Regions from separate parts of the Mus musculus genome. Here region 2 is linked to region 1. The links are chromatin loops, found by intact Hi-C in ENCODE. Cell type or tissue: left cerebral cortex. All regions are shown on one strand. Each heading gives the region's core, and the rest is flanking DNA. Links, peaks and the distances in the headings are about the cores only. Region 1 holds the start of Adgrb3 (adhesion G protein-coupled receptor B3). Region 2 overlaps Col19a1 (collagen, type XIX, alpha 1).

Region 1 (10,479 bases), core at 2,480-10,479:
GTTTGAGTAGCAGGGCGCGGGCTCGGCTAGAGCCCCGAGGAGCCCGCGCCCGCCCGCCCGCCCGCCCGCCTCGCTCCCGCGCCCGTCCTCCCTCCCGCCCGCTCGCCCGCTCGCCCGCTCGCCCGCCCGCCAGCTCGCCCGCCGCGGGGGAGGCCGGACTCTGGTCCGGGCGCAGCGCTCCGCCGGGGACGCGCGCACCCACGAGCACGCGCGCGGGAGGGTTGCCCAGCGGCGGGTGCGCGCCGAGGAACGCGCGGGCCCCCTTCGCGCGCAGCCCGGGGAGAGCGAGCGCCGCGCGCCGGCGCGCACGCCCGCCACACAGCTTTACTATCTCGTGCCCTCGCGCGCCTCCCTCCTCGCCCGGCATTCAAACAGCTTCCCGACGTCGCCAGCCCAGGATTTTACCCCCAGCTCCTCAGCCGCGCTCCGTCCATCAGTACCTGGCAGGGAGGAGGGCCGGGGAGGAGGGCGCACCAAGCAAGCAAACGGCTCCTGCTCCAGCCTCGCCACCGGCCGGGAGCACTCCTGCCACCAGCCCACCGCCCAACACGCCGCCCCAGCCAGCGCCGCCGGCCACTTCTCAGCGCTTTTTTGGCTTCTTGGCCAATCCGTTTGTTGCGGGGGGGTGGGTTTGGGAAAACACATCTGCGCTCTTTATCCACTTCCATTTTTCTGTTTGGTGTTTCTGTGGAGTCTCCCTTCAGGGGGCCTCTCCCCGCCTCTCCTTTGAAGGCTTCATTCACTTGGATAAGGCGCAAGGCTCTGGCCGCTGGATACCACCGCCCCCCCCCCTATTATTTTTTTTTCCTTTTTTTCCCTCTGCCTTTCGTTTGCATGCATTATTTTTTTTCCAATCATAAATCTTAATATTTGAAGCTGAACCGGGGGGAAAAATGGGCAACGGTGATTGGGACCGAAGGGGAGTCTCTCCATCACTGTTGTTGGGACGTGTGCCTGTTCTGGTGTCTTAGATCAAGAGCCTCCCGGAGCTTTCGGAGTGGAAGGTAAGGAAAGGGGCCTAAGGGTCACCTCTGTCTTCTGGGGGGTCGCCCGGAGAGACTTGGGCTCAGTTTGGGGGGATGGAAGTCAAGGCTGTTGCTGGCGGATGGCAAGATTCTGAGCTTACTAAAACGCCGCAGTTGAAAAGTTAAGAGAAGTCTGTTTTTGAAGAGGTGTGCTGGATGGGAAGGAATAGGGAGAGAGACCCAGAAAATCTAGCAACTCGTGCGTGATTGAGGTAATTTTAGCGGGGGCGGAGGGGGGTAGGTTAAAAGGAAGTTAGGATAGAGTAGGATTGGGTCTTCTGTTGGGGGAAAAAATCAGTGGAGTGATGGCGCCGTCTATGTTCGGCTAAACTAAAGTGTCACCCAGAAGATCAGTTTGAGAATAGCTAAACTCAGTGCTGGTTTGCCTCTCAGAAAGAGCCAAATAAATAAATAAATAAATACAACATTCTGGAGCCCTCAGTGACCATCCCTTAGGCAACCTCTGGCCCTTATTTTTCCTTAGACAGATATACGGTTGTTTGAACAGGGCCTGCAGTGGGGGTGGGGGCAGTTCAATGATTCATATTTCTTATTATATAGAAACAAACAAGACTTCGTACCCCAAGAATGGTTAAAAATAAAGAGCGTTACATGAAGGGTGGAAGAGAGATGTGAAATCAGCTCTTCCCTTCTCTTCTAATCACTGATAAGCACACTATTGCAGACATCCACTGCCAAATAAATGGAAGCAGAAATACCGATTTTTTTTTTAATAAGGAAAAGAAATACGACCTCCTTTTGAGTTCCTGATTATAAAATGAAGCCCCCTTTCATGGTTGGAATTCCTAATTTAGACACTTACTGTCACATCGGCTTTCAACGCCTACACTCTATCCTGAAGAACACTGCGCAGACCTGCATTGCCTGCAAAGTGCTACAGCGTGCACACACACACACACACACACACACACACACACGAGACTGTTCCCATTTTTTTTAAACACACGTAACCTCTAAAATATCATTACCTTTATTTATTTATTTATTTACTTATTTTCAACTGGAAAAGGCATTACTCAGTGAGCTGTGTGTTTGGAAGAGAAAACGCTATTCTGATAGTCCTATCAGCTCTGGGTTTATTTTAAACTGCTGTTGTGTAGAGATTTACAGTTGGGGCTGTTTTGGCCTCTGTCAAGACATAGTGTTTGAATCATACTCTGTGAAATGCAGATCTGTTCAGGGACTTTGGTCACTGGATTGGGAGTGCATGTGTTGCTGTGTTATGCAATGGCAAAGAAGAAGGTTGTATGCTTTAGTTCAAAGACCAGACAGAGAAGGCATGAAAACTCTTAACAGTCTCTATGTCTGTCTGTCTGTCTGTCTCTGTGTATAGAATGGTGGAGGAGACTTCAGTTTAAAGCCTTTTAAAATGAACTTGATATCACTTTTATCAGCTTAAGGGCTGAACAGCAACAACAAAAACAAAAAGCATTGTCATTCATTCTGAGGAATAACTTTCTAAAGGTTAAAGATGAAAAAAATTAAGTTATATTGGGATTAATAAGTTATAGAGGTAAATATAATCAAGGATGCTTTGGTTGTGCAAAGCTGGGGCAAAAATCAATGTAAGAAGAACAACCTGGAACACTTGTTAGAAAGGCAGGAATTCGGCCACTGAAGTCGGCCAGGGAGCAAACACAATGCTAGGATTTTTCATGCACTATGTGTAAATCCCAATTTATAAGCTATGACTCTTACTAAAACCACCATAATTTGGAGAAACATAGCCTAGGCAAGCTCAGTGGCTGCAGTTCTGGGGTCCCCCACCCCCAACACTGCCTTTGGATACAGATACTAATACAGCGATCCACTTTATGCATCCCAGGAGGGCACGGCCTATGAAATGACTGCCTGGAATCTCACACTTAGTGGTGATGCCGAGCATCAGGTCTTTCCGGTCCATCTACCCATCTATGCCCTCTCCCAGATGATTCCTTCAAAATCTGACGCGTCCCCACGAATTCCCAAGTGGTTTTTTTTTTTTGCACAGGAATGTCTCACCAGTTCACACAGTGGCCCCTGCAAAGGCAAGTAGGGGCATTGGGGAGATGATATTCCATCTGGAAGGAATGATCGTCTTTGCTTTTAAAGCTGTGGCTGTAATTTACCACGATTACTTCTCACAGTCCACAGGAAAGGAATAATGCGATGACAGCTGCTTCCAGATTATCAGGTTAGATTTCGTGTGTTGCTGTTTACTGCAGGCAGAAGACTGAGGGAGAGGGAAGGTTCTGGAGTTTAAGTCAGTACCTCAGCAATTAACATGCAGGTTATTGCTACTCCAAAACAAAACAGAACAAAACACCATGCTTTCCCACTTCACTTGATAGAATGATAATGGATGTGCAGGAAATCCTGGTGGATGAATTAGGACATAACTATTAATAATCTATTAAATGTTATTTTTAAATTGAACGGTGAGAACTTGTCCATCACTACCAACCACGTGAGGGCGCTCTTCACACAGCAACTGATAATTTCCTGGCGTTATAAAATAAAAATCACCTGCCCTTCTTTTTTAAAAAGGGCTTTTTTTTTAAAAACGGAATTCTTGAAAACAGCTGGCAGAAATATTGAAAGGGTTTTGTTTTTTCAATGCCTGTGGTCGTCTGCTTGCGTCTCACTTCCTTTGCCATTCTTACAGGCCAAATGACATAGGATGAAGGCTGTTCGTAACCTGCTGATTTATATATTTTCCACCTATCTCCTGGTTATGTTTGGATTTAATGCTGCCCAAGACTTCTGGTGTTCCACTTTGGTGAAGGGAGTCATTTATGGATCCTATTCTGTAAGTGAAATGTTTCCCAAAAACTTTACAAACTGCACCTGGACACTGGAAAATCCAGATCCAACCAAATATAGCATTTACCTGAAATTTTCCAAAAAGGACCTTAGCTGCTCTAACTTTTCCCTTCTGGCTTATCAGTTTGATCATTTTTCCCATGAAAAAATAAAGGATCTTTTGAGAAAGAACCATTCCATAATGCAACTTTGCAGTTCCAAGAATGCTTTTGTTTTTCTACAGTACGATAAAAATTTCATTCAGATACGCCGGGTATTTCCAACTGATTTCCCAGGATTACAGAAAAAAGTCGAAGAGGATCAGAAATCTTTTTTTGAGTTTTTGGTACTGAACAAGGTGAGCCCGAGCCAGTTTGGTTGCCATGTCTTATGCACTTGGTTGGAAAGCTGCTTAAAATCCGAAAATGGGAGAACCGAGTCTTGTGGAATTATGTACACAAAATGCACGTGCCCCCAGCACTTGGGAGAGTGGGGAATAGATGACCAGTCCCTGGTTCTGTTAAATAACGTCGTGTTACCCCTGAATGAGCAGACGGAGGGTTGCCTGACTCAGGAGCTGCAAACTACTCAAGTCTGCAATCTGACCAGGGAGGCCAAGAGACCACCCAAAGAAGGTAAGTGCTCAGAGGCAGGGGGAGTGGGGGCTGGGGCTGGGGAGGGTTTGCATGGAAGTAACCCTTTCTGGTTCACTACTTCAGCCTACTCTTTGCTCCTTTATCCTGTCAACTTTGAAGTGACTTGAATATGTGGTCTTCTCTGTTGCATGGCTCTAAAGTGAGCTTCAGCCTTCATGACTTTAGAGGCAAGCAGAGGAGATGGGTTGCTTAGCAATGTGCTACAGAAGTATGGGTAGAGTATTCAAGGGAAGAGAGAGATAGAAATGAGACCTCAGTTGTGTTGGGGGTTGGTAAGGAGGAAAAAGTGTGCTTTTATTCAGGCTCCAGGTCAGGAAATCTACATATGATCCAAATGTAAAGTGGAAAGGCAGACTTCTTTCTGACCACGTTCAGAAAATGCTTTCCTCTTTCTTTCTCCTGGGCCTTATCCTCTCTCTTCCTGACTCCAGGAAGCACACAACAGAAACCCTTTATAGACTCAGTGACTGCCTGTCACTGCAGTTATGAGAGACCAATTTCTCCCAGGTCTTTACTTTTGTGTAGAGTATTTTGTACAGTAAATCCCCGTGCACACTCCTTGGCTGGCTAAGAAAAAGAGGTTGGAAGCCAGAGTCCCTGGCTTTTCTGCCTCTGAAGTCACCAGCAGAAGGGAGGGCTTGGTGGGAAGTAAAAGCGCATCCACATTTTATGAGTTCCCTCCTGCAAGTCTTTCCTTGCTGCTTTCTTTTCCCTTTGCTGATAACATGCGGGGGGGGGGGAGTGCTGGGGGGGGGATGTCTCAGAAATGAGATAATTGGGGGAAAAAAGCAGTACAATGGAAATGCAAAGGAAGACTCCCAACTATCAGTGACTTAGATTTTTCCCATCCTCAGAGAGGGAGCTAGCAGGAGATTTGAGATTGTGGAATATTTTTAATCATGCAAGAAAGCATGGCACATTTTGAGAAAAATGACTTTTGCTTGGGAGGTTAATAGCTATGCTCCATTTGTTAGAGGACAGAGCCAGTACATATTCTTGCTTGTCCCCTAGCCCCGCAACCGGAGAGTGTGTTGATTTCTTATGCAGGAAATGTTTTCTGATCTCCACAAAGATCCCAGTCTGTGAAAAGGGACAGCCAAGCTCCAGTCCCTCTTTCCTCTCCCTCCCCCAACAGAAGTTGCCTTTGTGGCCAATATAAAATTGACACGTTGTTGGAGAATTTTCTTTAATGGTAGCCAAGGCTTTGTAGGAAAGTGGAGCCAGCAAGAGGAAAGGGGGTGGGGATGGGCAGAGGAGCCTCGACAGCTTAATGCTGTTTCTCTGCTGGCTGAAATTAGGGGGATGGGAAGTATGGAAGAGCAATACCACCAGGGGAAAAAAAGTTACAGAATAAGTGGAGGGCAATGGCAGCCAGGAAGAGGCTGAAGCCTCCACAGGTCAGTGTTTTCACCAACAGCTGTGACTGAAGAAAACAAAGTAGTTTTAAATTACAGGAGTTCTTTTCTCTAGTAAAAATCCCAGTGAAGCACTTACAACTGCAGGGATGGTATTTAACACCATTTAAAACTCATTAGTGTCCCCTGGAATAAGAACTACAATACACACGGAAACTGTGATGCCACAAGCTGGCTGGAGAAAAAAAAAAAATAGAAGACGTTACCATCAGAAGCTCAGCTTTTTCGTCCTCTAAAGGACGATTGTAAATGTATTTCTCCAGTGGTTCCAATTTGATAATCAACCTGACTCCTGATCAGATCAAAAAGTAGATCAGATCTAGTTTTGCAGCCCCGATTCAAAGGCAAGTGACAGGCGGGAAGTTGTGAGCTCATCATGCGTGCTTTTCAGGGATGTTTGCTGGTGGCGAGCATGGGATGCATAGAAGCTGCCTGAGACGCACATTTGATTTGCACATGCGTGGGTTGTAGGCATTGTATTTGTAAAGCATTCGGCAAAAGACATATTTCTTGTTGTTAATCAGCTGTAAAAATGAGAAGGAAAGTCTTGCGTAGGCAAATACATGCTCATCTTGAAATGTTATAATGTTAAGGGAGCCAAACTCCTAAGTTTACATAGTAGGGAAGATTTTCATTCTGTATCAATAAAATCACACAGCTATATTCTTTGTTGTCTGAATTTGGGCTTTTTAATAGTCTAGATGCTGGAGTGAGTTAGAAAGGCGAGAAAATGTAGTTCCTCCTGACAGGTTGTAGGTAGTGCATTTTTAAGTAATTCTCATAAAATATGTATGATATCCTTCCTTATCTCATTCAAAGAAGATCTTTTTGTTTAGGATGCATAGGTGGAAAAGAATGTGAAAATGTAGACTCTTAATTTTGTACCATTTTGCAAAGTATATTAAATCTTAAATATTTTATATTTCACACAAAATATTATGTTAAGAATGATGAGGTTAATAATTATATACTGAATTGCTGCTTACATTGACGTCAGGGGTTCTTCATTTTATGCCATTACTTCTGATTCTATTTCATAATAATGAAGATTAAAATTTTCACCTGCATTTGTATAATTTGATGATCATATTTTCTATGGAAAACTCTTCAACTCTGATGGAGATGTAGAGAGAATTAATACAACGCCACAGCAGTTTTGAACTTCCATTCCATTCATTCACTGTGTAGGGAGTGACTAAGCATTCTCTTGAGCAGGGCTACCTGGATTATGTCACAGAAATGACAGGGATTTGTCAGCAGACTCTTCCAGTTTAGTAGACAAGACTGCAGATGGTTTTGTATGGTACTGATGTTTGTGACAAAGGTGTTCCAAATGCTGACTATCCTACATGTGCCCACGGTAGTTACAAACACAGAGTTAGCACAAAGAGTAGGTTCTCTACAGTGGAAGTCTACTCCAAGAGATGATTTATACTAAAATGTTCCTCATTAACATGGAAAAATCATGGCTCTTTCTAGTGATATCAGCGTTTACAGACTATGAAGCCAAGCAATGTGCTCCATTAGCAAATCTCGCCTGAGTGTATTTAAGAAAGAGCCTTCTTATTAAAGTTGTCTCTGACAGAGTTGGGGGTGACATCTGCTCACAGAAAGTTGCCTGTCATTCATCTTGGTTTATTTATTTCTTTCTTTATTTATTTATTTATTTATTTTTAAATCATAAAAACTAATTTTAAAGAGTGACTCTTAAACACAATAATTTGAGAGTTTGTATAATATTTGCTTTTGTATATATATCATGGACACACATGCATTTATACATATATATATATATATATTTACCCATGTATAAAATATATTTAAATACATATATTTAAATGAATGACTATAACTTAGATATTTAATTATATAGTATATAAATAAATATAAATATATAAAGACATATGTACACACACATATATATGTATGTATATATATATACACATACATACATACATACATACATACATACATACATATTTAATGACACTTAACAGTGGTATTCACCTAATTTTTCAATGGAATTTTGGGAACAGAGCAGTAGTTCTTGGAAAATCATTTTCACATTGTTTTACATTTTCAGTAACATTCTTTGTTAGTGAAAATGACCCTGGACTATATAGTTAGAATGGGCATTTTAGCATGAGCTCTTTTATACTGGCATACTTTTATACTGAGTCATTTATACTGACAGTATTGAAACAGTTTGGGCAGAAGAATTTCAGAGCAGAATGTCCAAGTCCTATACTGATTCTTAAAGGAACCTTTGTATGCTGCTAATATCAATGGCTCTCCTTATGTGAAGGGAAATCAGGATCCCTGTATAGATTCCAGGAAATGTGTACACACTCACTCATTTGTCTTTCAAGCCTGGTATGCTAATCCTGAATACTCTGGCTCCCAAGGAAAGATTCACTGTGTGACTGTGTAAACTCTAGGTGATAGTGTGTGTGTGTGTGTGTGTGCGCGCACACATGTGTATACTTATAATCTTGAGGGATTTTCATTTCTGGCATTCTAAATATTTCTTCTCCTGCTCTTTTTGCTGTTGCATTATTTCTTCCTTCTTATTCCCCTTGGCTCTTGACTCCCTTGTGAACCTAAGTGCTCTCATTGCATCTTCGTCATGAGGTGATATGGCACATTCATTTTTCCTTGAGGAAACAGGCAATGAGATTTGCTGTGTCTCTTGCTGTTTTCTGCAGCTCCTTGAAAACACTGATTTCTCCATCCATATTTCCTTCTTCTCTTCCAGATTTTGGGTTAAATAAATGGTCTGGAATTTTGACATTGTAGCCCAATCTTAACAGGATTTCAGTTGACTACGGGTTGAAATGAACATTAAGAGAATAAAAGTATAAATTTCTAAAAAGGAAATATATTAATGTATTGATTGTAGTCTAAAGACAATTGGTGGATCGCCTGGGGAAACAGACACAGCTTACTCTCCCTTCTGGGAGAAGGTACATACCATCTGAAAGGTTTCCAATTTTATTAATGCACTGTTGATGTCAGAGACCTATCTCCGATGTGCTCTAATAATGTTCTGAAAAAAGAAAACATCAAGAGTATAGGTGTTTAGTATTATTTCACCATATTTTTTGGAAATATGAATGTACCTTCTTCATAAGAAGATACAGCGTATACATGCAACTTGATAAATATGACCATCTAGAACAGTGGTTTGAGGGGTTAATGACCCTATCACATGATTCTTCAAAGACCACCCAAAAACACAGATATTTATATTACAATTCATAACAATAGCAAAATTACGGTTATGATGTAGCAACAAAAGTAGTTTTACGGTTGGGGGTCACTACAACATGGGAAATCATATTGAAGTTTTCAGTATTAGGAATGTTGAGAGACACTGGTCTAGAAAGTGACCATGATGATGATGATGATGATAATGATAATGAACTTGGTACTTTTCTCTGCTCACATCTCCATGTTTTTCTCTTCTACCCCCTGTGCAGTCCGAATATTTCCCAAATCCTTCCAAGCTCATGCAAAAAGCCTGTTTGCTTTTGTGTAGTAACTTTTGGCTAGCAACTATACATATTTGTAGTGGCAGAATATTACCAAAAGTGAAGGCCTAGTCAAACAAAATGTTGATTTTTTTTTCTCCCCTTTTTTCAATTTTAGACATTTGTTCATATAGGAAAAACTTCGCATATGCAATGCTTACAAACAAAAACTCTAGCAATGTGATTTTGTCAGTAATTGCTTCATCTTATTAAGAGACTTGAAACTCAGGTGAAGTGTGCCTGGGTGTTATGGATGCTCACAGGAGGCAGGCAGTGTGCGGTTTAGTTGGTCTTTGTGAGTGCCACAGATAATCTACTAACCTTAGAGACCCTCCAATCAGAAGTAGGCACTTGGCTTCACTAACCTTTGGGCTCCATGAATCCTTTCATTTACTCTTGTTTCCGAGTTTAAGGGGACTCAATTGTTATTCATTTTGCAAGATGGCTATTTTGTGAAATACAGTTTCCTTTAGAGGTACCCTGGTATGTGTTGCCTGGAGAAGCCAACTGGCTCTTGAGTCAAGAATTAGAGTCACTAAAAATAATAAACTTTTTCCTGGCTTAGGAGATAGCTTAGTCAGTAAAATGGTTGTCATAGAAGACCTGAAGTTATTCAAAGAATCCTAATCCAAGGGCAGCTTTGGTAGGCTGCTTCATAAATCAAGAACCATGGAAGTGGATATCAAAGGATCCCCAGCCTACCTGGTGAGCTGCATGCTAATGAGAGATGCTGTGTGGAAAATTATAAAAGATGGTAGCTAGCTTGATGAGTAAAATCTGAGGATGGCCATCATATGCATGAGCACATGAACCTCCCCCAAATAATCACACACACACACACACACACATACACACACACACACACACACACACACACACATACACACACACACAAACATACTTCTCTTTTATAAAATAGCATGCTCTGGGCTCTCAGATTATGAATCCAAAAGAACATGAAGCTATCATTGGATCTGTCCTTTGACATAAATTGATTTCACTCTGTATTATTTATTTCTTCCTAGATTCATAAGACTTGGTAATGCTTATT
Region 2 (10,627 bases), core at 1,520-9,519, 1.5 Mb after region 1:
CCACCCTACAACCCTATACCCCCACACTGCCCACCTCACACACACCCACACCCTATCCCCACCCCTACCTAAATCACACACACCCCACCCCCATCCCACCCATATACCACTCCCTGCCACCACCCCCCCACACACAGCATACTACCCCACAAACCCTATATGTCCCCCACACCACCCCTCCATACCACATCTCCACCCCACCCCATGCCACCCCACATGTACACCCACCCCACCCCTGTCCCCCAGGAAAGAAGACAGTGTGAACAAACACCCGGAATGTAAAACCTCTGATGGGTAGAGGTGGGCACCCTGCCACAGACAGCCCAGGCACAGCCAGAGGCCAAAAGGGGATGCAGTCAAACCTTTCCAGGGTCCTGGCAAACCCCGTGGAAAGCTATGAGAGTAAACAGAGGGCCTAAACCAGAGAGGGCCTGGGCCAGATTTCACTGATGGTCACTCTAGCAACATAGTGGAAGCAGATGGCTGACAGCAAGCAAGACCAACTCTAGCTATTTATTGCTTCTGAAGTCTCTGCAGGGCATTTGTGATAGATAGCTGCTTGGCTGTCCTGCAGAGCTATTTGTATTTGATTTCCATATAGAGTGCAAGGTAGAGAGGAGCAGTCTAGTCTATTTTTAAATTTTTTTTTCTGTCTTTTCTAGCATGAAACTGGGCTTCACATGAGCCGTACTCCATGACAGGGAATAAGGCGGCTAAGAGAACGGGTGGTCGGGCACTAAAATCTTCTGGTTGAGGTTTGAGATGGTGACGGTACGCGCATCTTCCCAGTGGCTTAGCTTGCGCCATTCCCAAAGCAAGCATGTGAAGGGCTTATGACAACTTCAAAGGTAGAAAAATAAAAATAAAAACAAAGAAGAAATAACTTTACCTCTTATGAGGCAGTGACTGAACAATATAGCCCTCAAGTGAATGAATAGCTGAGACATTTGTAACATTATATTTGTGCAGTTTTGTTTTTTAAATACATTAGTCAATTTGATTCTCAGAAAGAACCTAGGAATGGTAGTCGTCAGGAGCGCTGGGCAAGCCTTCGATGGCCGAGTACTTGATTCAGTGTCCTCCTGAGACCATTCTTCCCCTTGGGGATTTAGGTGCTCTCTCAGTCAAAGGCATTGTTTCTCTGGTGGAATGTCAATGCAGACAAAAGGAGTAGAGACTGGGGTAACATCTTTGAGGACCCAAGGCAACTCAAAACTCAAAGTAACTGAACTGCCTTAGTCCGTCCTTGACCTGAGGTTCTTTGTTCCGGGAACAAACTTATTTTCTCACTTCCTTAAGAAATTTTTATACCCAAAGACAAGTCATTTCAAATGAATAATTTTCTATAACTTTAGAGTCAGCTAGTGAGATATGTGTTTATGTTTGTGTGTAGGTGGGTGTCTGCATGTGTACATGCAAGAGACTATCTATGTACCTGGAAAGGACTATATCCAAAAATCATAATAACTAACATTTTAAGAAAATTAAATATCCTGGGGCGGAGAACAAAATCCTAGGAGATATTGACTACCCATATTTGCTTTTCTGTTACTGAGATAAGTCACTCTGACTAAAGGCATCTTGGGGAGAAAAGAGTTTATTTGGCTTATACATCCAGGTCACAATCAAAGAAGAGTCAGGGTACAAACTCAAACAGAAACAATAGAGGCATGCTACTCACTGACTCGAGCACTGGCTTGCTCAGCTAGCTTTCTTATACAGTCCAGACTCACCTGCCTAGGGATGGTGCCACCCACAGTGGGCTTGGACCCTCTCATGTCAATCACCAATCAAAACAATCCCTCATAGGCATGAGCATGGCCAATAGAAGCGAGGCCATTCTTCATTTAAGGTTCCCCATTGCCTGGTGATTCTAGGTTGTGTCTAGTTGACAATAATAACTAACCAGGGTATTTACTCAGTCTGTTGAAGTAATGTTACTAAGTTATGAGACACTGTATCTTGAATGTCGTATCCATTAGTACAGATCAGTTCACCACATTTCAATTTCATCATCAGGGAAATCTTATCTTTTCAGGGAAGACTTACTTGCCGTTCATACATGTAATTTACAGTTGGTTGCCTTCTGTTGAACATATATTTTAAAATGATTTTGTACACTTTCCTGTCAAACAGCAGACCTATCAATACAGAGGTAAATACTTCCAAATTTCCTAAATGACTTTGCCAACTTGTCATTTTCTTTTTTAGATTAATATATCATTTTCCCTCTCCTTCCTTCAAACCCTCCCAGAGGCCCCTCCCTGCTCTCTTTCAAATTCCGGGCTTTTCTTTGTTGTGGTAATTATTATTTGGGGGGAGGGGAGGGAAGGGAGGTTGCTACACCCCTTTGTGTCTCTAAATGTCTGTAGGGCTGCTATCCCTCTTAGACTGTAGAGTTTGCAAATAAAAGACACAAAAACCTTTAGATTGATAATAAGCCTTAAAGTGTCAGAGCTGGGCAAATATCAACCTTCTATGCTATTTTATCTACTTTCCTGTGGTGATATCACCTGAGATATCACTTGCCATGTTCTGCCTGGGCCACTCCCACTCCCACAGGAAAGCTCTCATGGCCATGAGCTCCAATCCACCCACCTGTCGTCCTCCTCTCTCCCTCATCATGGTCCCTGCCTGAGACCCCAAGCCTGGAAACCTTCCCTCTGCCCCTCTCCTCTGCCCTGCCCAGGCTGTAGACATATTTTTTAACCAATCAGGAATAACTTGGGGAACAAAGTTTACACAGCACAAGCTGATATCCATAAGAATATGCTCACTTTGGATCAACCAGGATCTTGAGGTATACAATTTAGCATTTGAATACAAGTAACACCAGACCAATGCCCTACATTTCTTTCCATTAATTTATTGTTATATACATATATGCATATGTACATATATATGATATATATGCATATGAGTATACATATATAGTCCTAAATATAATCTGCTTGGTCTCTATAATGATACTTCCTTTGGTATTAGATAGCCAATTGGTGTGCTCTTCACCAAAGAAGGCTTTTTTTTTTTTTTTTGGTCGGCCCTTAATAATGTTCTATGATGAGGCCTACAATCTTTCCCTATCCAAGTTGATGTCTATTGTTGCTGTTTATTCTAGTTTACCTCGTGCTTCAGCCGTTGTGTGGTGAGACTTTATGGGTGTAGCTTCTGATATTTCTCAAAGAAACAGCCTCCCGACAGACTGTGTTCCTCTGGCTCGTGCAGTCTTGCCAACCTCTTTCAGCCATGATCCCTGAGACTTAGTTATGGGAGTAACCTGTAGAGTATCAATGGGACTGGGCTTCACAGCTCTACGCTTTGATCAGTGGTGGTTTTCTGTAATGGTCCCCCTCTGTTGCAAAGAAAATCTCCATGCTGAGGCATATGGGCTACACTTATCAGCCGAGATACTGGAAAATGATGTGCGGCACCTAGCTGGGTGGAGAGGATGTAGGTAAGGGTTTGGGTTTTTACCATGTCGTGGACCTAGAGCCTGCAAAATCCGAGAGCACAGTCCAGCACTCTGGCAAGAGTGTTCTTGAACTGTAGTATAGTGGAGGCTTCTGGAGTCCCTCCTGCCTCTTACAAAAGCCACTGATTGTCTCATGAGAACCTCACACTCATGGTCCCATCTGATAGTAATTACATCCTCAAAGTGCCACCCCCATCCAAACACTGTTAACCGTGAATTTAGCGATTACATTTCCAGTGCATAAAATTTGAAGGGCTCATTAAACAATAGCAGAAGGAGGCCGTAAGCAGAGAGATCTGAAATGAGTAATACCTTGAGATGTGCTAAGATTATAATCAAGAACAGTTTCTCAGAGAGACAAAATAAAAGAACTCTAAACTCTCTCGTCAAAGAAATAAGTCCAACAGAAAAAGTAAGAAATGCAGTAAAACCAGAAAGCTTTATTACAGCACGAGCGCGGTATTAGAAGCCATTTCCAGGGTGTTATGGAATCCCAGAACTACCTCAAGAAGCTGAAATTACCCTCCTTTTGCCACGGGGTAAGTGGTCCTTACAAACACCCCGCAACTTTCCCGGAAGAATGGAAGTATATGATGGGAAGCCCAAATTCAGACTCCGGATCTGAGTCCCAAACTCATTGTGCTTGAGGACTTCCAGGCTGTGATCTGATACGAAACGGCCTTACTTTAAAGACCACATACAAGCATAGTTTGACTTTTCTATGGGGATCCATGGCACCCATCTCATAGGAAAGCAAAGTAGCATAGGGTATGTGGGATGCCATCTTCCTGGGCAGCCCTTCCTGGACCGTGCACGTGACTCTACTCTCTCTGTGAATATGAAATCATAGCGCTTGCCCCACCCACTTCCCACAGTGGCTAGGAGGACCAGCTGCCATGTATGTATATACAGGAACTTTCTGTTGTATTTACATAACTCTGTTAGTATTGTTGTAAACATCCATTTGCAATGTAGGTAGAAGAGATGGCCCTATACTACAATAGGATCCACGTGGTCTTTCTCTTCTCGAGTTTCCCATTTTTGTGCAGTCAACAAAAATGCAATATCTACCCTTGACTTGCTTAAATGATCACTCTGCGTCTTGAGTACTTATTCTCTGTACGTAAATTCACTCTTGAAAAGACAGAAATTATTTCCAAGTCACTGCTACAGCCGAAACGAGGGACTCGAGGGTATTTTTTTTCTCCCCTAGCTTTACAGTCGCGTTCTGGCTTACGGAGCTGGTTTGCCTATGACTGAGACACTGTATTTTATTACTTGTGATCTCCTCTGAGTCTCACCCACTGTTCTTTAGACTCCAACAAAAACATCTTTCCAAAACAGTTTTCTGGTGATCTTATCTGCGTATGCAATGGAAAATATTGACCTTATGTTACTATAATGAAACTTGGGAAGCCAGACCGCTCAGAAAGCCTTAGTTTGTAAGAATTTGAGTTCTTAGTTTCCTTCAAAGAGATTGGAAAGCTGTGAAAATAAGCTGGAGTAGGAGGGAAAGCCAGAGAAGTTAATGAGCCATTAAGGGAAGCATGTAACAGCCCACCCCTGTGACGTTAGCTCTGCTTCTCATTTATCATTTCTGTAAGGAGCATTGATTAAAAGCCGTGTTAACTCTAAAATGTGTTATCATTCTTTCTATTGCAGGAATGGGTTTGAGCTATCTTTATTTTCTTTCTGGCATTGTTTCTGTGTACCGTTTCATTATTGTGGTGTGAGAATTCATCAGTGGCCTCAAATATGTCACATTTGAGTGCAGAGCAATTGAGTTTGAAAAAAATTTTTTTTCTTTTCGAGAAATATGTAACGTGGGCCAGCAGCGCCCTCTACTGTTTCCACTGGAAATTTTCTAGGCAAAGATGCTTCTCAGAGTGCAGATATGGACATTGTTTTTACACGTTTGGGTTTTAATTATCAGTGAATACAGTTTTCGAATCTTATTTTCATGATTTGTGGCACTCTATGCTTTTCTTTTACTTTAAACATAAGCGCCATCCTATCCACAATAGCTTTTAACATCAGCCTCTTATGTTCTTAAGTTGAAAACTCAGCCCTAGCCCTGGCTTCTCTAGATGCCCATGTATGGTAAAACGATGATGTTAGCTATTAACATTGTGGAGCTCATTACAAAAAAAGCCTATTTTCCAGGTCAATAATCTGATCTTAAATATGTAAGTCCATTTTATTTATGCTTTAATTTAACATCACTGTAAGATAATTTCTTTCACCCTTAAAGAAAGAATCATCCTATAGTGATAAAGTCTGTGAGTGATTTAACATCAGGTGATGCAATTACATGAGAAAATTTAGGGTGCAATTTTTAACTCATTTTCAACTGTAGTCTCTTAGCTGTGACTTCATTCTCCGTGGTTTCGGTAACCTTCCTTCAACCATCGCCCAGAAATGTGAAGCAAATTCCAGAAATAAAATATTTACAAGTTTTCAGCTATACCTCCATGTTTAGTGAAATCTCACACTGTCTCATTCTGCCTTCCTGGGGGCTGAAAAATCACCTCCTTACCCCCTGGATCCAGTTTCCATATAGCACCTACCCAGGAGTCATTGCGTTATCAGATTGACCACCATAGTATCACAAAGTGGTATTACAACAACACTCTCTTTACTTAACTACGGCCTCAATTTCAATGGTAGTGAGGTTGCTGCTAAAATGACAAAGAGAAGTGGTAAAGTGTTTCCTTTAAATGAGAAAGGTGAAAGTTGTCAACTTAAGGGAAAATTGTATGCTGAGATTTCTAGGATTTACAGTAAAAACAAATCTTCTATTTGTGAGATCATAAAAAGAAACAAATACTGCTTGTTCCACTTTGTAGTTCAAACTTCCAAAACATGTATACAAGGTGAACACTTAGCTTAATAGGGGACATTTAGTTAAACATTTAGTTTAAATGGAACAAATGTTAAATTATAATTTCCCTGACCTTAATGGTTGCTTAGCATGGGCTACGTTTCTCGGGTTTATTCTCTGCAGGTAAAGAGGGATTAGTGCTATTATCTTCTAACCACTACCTTAAACAATGTATATACAATGATTCAAGAAACAAAGTAGCAAACTGCAGAAGTCTCTGTCTCAGTCTTTACACTCTATTGTAGGGAAGGAAGCATATAGCACGAGTTAATAAACATTAGAGACAAAACAATTTCAGTGTAATGTGAAGATCTCTATGGGAATGGAGTGATTAATGGAATAAGAAATCTCAGAGGTGTTCTTCTGGTCAAGGTAGCCTGAGGAAGTATCTCCCTGGTCAATAACATGATTTAAGAAGGAATTAGCCATAGGATGTCAATAGACAAGAACTTCCCAACCAGAAAGCTGGATATGTTCAATAAATATAACAGAACTGAAAATGTGGTTTTCGAAAAGGCTTGGGGTGGGAGCCTTTATCACGTAAGGCCTTGTAAGAGTGAGAGTCGGCAGGTGAAAATGAGAGAACTTGGGACTTGAGTGGTCACTGTTTCCTTCTGTTAAATCTCATGTGTGCGTGTGCGTGTGCGTGTGTGTGTGCGTGTGCATGTGTGTGTGTGTGTGTGTGTGCGTGTGTGCGTGTGTGTGTCTGCAGTAATTAGCTTTCTGGTTGATTTTGTTGGTGCTGGTGATTGGTTGTTTTAATGTGATGAAATGATTCAAATAATTATTATGAAGATGATTTCTTTTTAGTCTATCATTTTTAGTCTTTAATTAGGCAAGACTGTAGACTTGTTTGCCAAGAGGGAGGGGAAAAAAAGCTTTGATTGATTGTTGACTGCTCAATTTCAACCATGCTGTGAACACAAAGTACATTTTTTTCATTGAAGATGGAAATCCTCTCACATATAATTCAGTCTTTTTCCCCTACCTCCAACCCTGATGTTTTCCTGCTAATAGGCTACAGGTTAAGTCAGATGGCAGTCATAACAGGCAAATGACCACCCTCAAAGCATCACAGAAACTCAGAACTACTGCATTTGACCCCCCTAGTCTATTCCAGTCCTTCTCTTGTATGTCTCCATCTCTCGCTCTGTTACAAAGAGCAAAAGTAAGATGCCACTGTATGCAATACAAAGCCTGACTACCTCTCAAAGCAACCTGACACCCTAAAATACACTTGGGCTGCTGAATGAGGTAGGTGACAAGACATTTCACTGCAACATCATTCCCTATTAAAATATCATATGTATAACTGTGTGCATTTTGAGGCTCATGATGTTTCAATAAGAACCTGATTCACTTGCAAGCCTTGAACTCATCAATGCCCTTCCAAATGTTCATTTCATCAGTGACCCTCTGCCTCTGTACCAACTGACTAGAGGCCACACACTCTAATGACAATATCAAAAAGAAAATAAACCTAACCATCTATTTGAGCCAATGGGATAGCAGTTTCATCTCTGATTGAAAAATATGATGACATCCATGAATTTAAAAACACATTCACATAGTATGCAAGGGGAGAGAGGGAGGAGGAGAGGGAGGGGGGAGAGAGAGAGAGATGATCCATGAATTATTTTTACTGCCACTTGTGCATTATTGGGGTCATGGTTCCAGACAAAACAGCTGTTGTCAACATTGCTAAAATTCCAGTGTCACCTTGAGGCCACGGAGTAAGCAGGCACGCGTGTGAAACAGCTGGGATCAGACTGAGAATTCAAACACCCACACTCCGATCCGAGTTCTTGCTTCCTTTCCTCCATATGAGCAGCAGTAGTAGTGGGACGTTACTAACACTTTTCTCACTGCTAAACCTTTTCTGGTTATAGCCAAATAATGGTGGAAAAGGTCTCGTCTTCATCTGCTACCGACTGCATCTCCATCTCATATCATAGTAGCTCTTTGGACTGGCCTATGTTCTTTCTAATAACAGTGAGGCAGCTTTTTGAAATCCTTGGTTCATTTGGGACTAAACATAATTAGTTGGGCCAGTGTGTGAATTTATCATGATTCCATGATGTTGGGTAAATGTTACAGTCTGAGGAAGCAAAATCCAATCAGATTTATTTGAACCTTTTATGTTCGAAAACGAAACTAGTTTCTGAAATAATTTTAAAGTTCACATTTGGCTCAATAGCTCCAAAAGGGATGCCAAATCAAATGGCTATTTAGTTTTACAGGTGTGTGTGTGTACAAATATATATATCAGCAAGAAAATATGATCTCGATTTTAGCAAGACTCTAGGAAAGACTCCAGCAATCAGATTCAGCTCTACCCTATGACATCAGTTTTTGTCTGCATGACAACTATGGTTTCGTTTAGCAGAAAGAAAGACCAAGAGGCATTTTGTGAGTGAAGATAGTAGTGTCTTGGGGGCGTTGAAATTGAAGAAAATCTATAGAAAATAAGATATGAAGCAATTTCTGATGTGTCTACTAATTTTGTTAAATGAGACAAATATCTAGCGAATATGGTGGATGGTTAATATTTGATTACAATATTATGTTGTCGCTTCCTGAGACATTTTAATATGATGTTTTATTACTTCTTCCAGAACTCATGTATTTTGATCAATTCAACTCTGACTCCTGCTCCTCACTCCTTCCTATCCCCAGCCACCTCCCAAATAAGTGTTTCCTGTTTTAAATTATCCAAGTATACTTTGTACTATCCATATACTCAAGGGTGTTGGACCATCCACTGGCATATGAACCTACAAAAGGCTACACCCCTAATTTCTTCATATCCGTCAACTAAGTCAGGGATGGGAGCCCATAACCCTCCACCTCCAAATTCATAAGGCTTTATCATTTTATTTTATGTACCATTTAGAATCCTTAAAGAATTTTGCAAACAGGAAACCCACTCTACAGACTTGCTAAAGGTCACTGTCACTAATCGTGTCTTTAATCTCAAGGTCACCAGTGTTCTCTCTTCCAGAACCCCTTTGTGCGTTGGAGCTAAGTAAATAAGCAACCATCCTCCGGTTCTGTCCCACAGAACTACCCCGAGTACACTTTTATGTCACATCGAGGTTCAGTTGTGTCACAGTTGTCATTTGCAGACTAATCATTAGAACAATATGGAAATGAGAGAAAACGGTATCACACTTGAGGGGGAACTAGAGACTCGATCTCCCTACATATAAAACCTGCAGGTTCCCATTGTCTACATCAGTCCACAATGTCCCCAGCGATTCAAATTTAGCACATGCTGGTCGCCTCTGTATTCCTTGGCTGTGTAAGAACCGCCAGCATCAAGCCGGTTATCTTGAGCCTCAGTAGTGTACCTTAGAATTGCATTTCTCTGCGCAGGAAGCCTTGTTATTTTCCCAATGTTTTCAAAGGGAGTGAATGTTATCACTTAATTACAGTAAATGGTAGCACAGAGCGCTGATAGGTAGACGCTGCCTCTGAGACCTCTGGGAGCCGACTTTATTCCTTCTTTGGTGGTATATGGAGAGGTTTTGGGGGCCAGACAAGATGGAGGTACAGATGTTCCCACGGTGAGGCTTCTGTTGGTGATCTTTTGAAGACGTCACTGGACACAGATGGTTATCTTCACACACCCGGAGGCTTGCTGGCTTTCATGTCCCCTGGTTTTTATCGTCTTGCACTGGATCATTGATGTTGCTTCCAGGGGTGGCAAAGACTTGAAAGATTCCTGCTGTTCCTTCTATCTTAGGGATCTGACAAATAATGGTTTGGGTGTTTGTTTGTTTATTTGTTTGTTCCCTTTTTTTCGGGACCTACTGCAGATAGATGAGGAGGGAACACTTTGTGGATGGGTAAGCAGAATGGCGGTATTAGCGGAAGGACTCATTCATCCTTCCTAACGTCCATGCCGTGGGTGTCAGTCAACAAGTACTGCTGTATCGATAATACAACTAGGCTTAGAGGAATCAGATTGATCTCTGGGGGGAAACGTGCACCTTCCAAAATGCTGCTTTCTTGCCTTGGGCTGTAAAGGGTTAAAAATGTTTGCAAGTCATAGCATAATTTAGAAAATCTGTTTTCACGAAATGGATTAATTACACCCATTGAACGCGTTCACTGTCACAGCCCCATCCTCCCACTGCCGCTCCAAAACGACAAGTGAAACCAGGGACTGGGTAATTTTGGAAAACAATCAGGTCACATAGCGAGTAGTTTGCTTATTCACACAACCATGAACTGCCTATGCTTGAGTTCCCTCAATTACACAGCTCAGTATT

What was found. Hi-C counts contacts between places; a loop is a spot of excess contacts. Peaks named below come from ENCODE experiments on the same cell type or tissue, not always from the same donor. Only the 100,000 strongest peaks of a DNase experiment are listed, where the experiment ranks them.
Region 2: it touches region 1 in a loop (7-fold over the local background); 5 of 42 quality-filtered maps call a loop at or near these places.

The regions. Positions count from the first base shown.
Region 1 is chr1:25,819,987-25,830,465 of GRCm38, reverse strand. It overlaps Adgrb3 (adhesion G protein-coupled receptor B3), which reads left to right and starts at 759. Exons shown (of 31, transcript NM_175642.4): 1 at 759-1,004; 2 at 3,691-4,462. The coding sequence starts at 3,706. It overlaps Gm9884 (predicted gene 9884), which reads right to left and starts at 36. Exons shown (of 2, transcript NR_169046.1): 1 at 1-36. In left cerebral cortex, for the core only: a CTCF peak has its summit at 3,492 (motif pointing right); DNase peaks (open chromatin) are centred at 4,671, 4,942, 5,615, 6,241 and 3 more places; H3K4me3 peaks cover 4,254 bases; H3K27ac peaks cover 3,730 bases.
Region 2 is chr1:24,362,423-24,373,049 of GRCm38, reverse strand. The region is part of intron 16 of Col19a1 (collagen, type XIX, alpha 1); the gene reads left to right. Among named protein-coding and RNA genes, the nearest start is that of Gm26418, 180 kb to the left of the region's middle. In left cerebral cortex, for the core only: a CTCF peak has its summit at 5,320 (motif pointing left); DNase peaks (open chromatin) are centred at 5,289 and 8,137; H3K4me3 peaks cover 493 bases.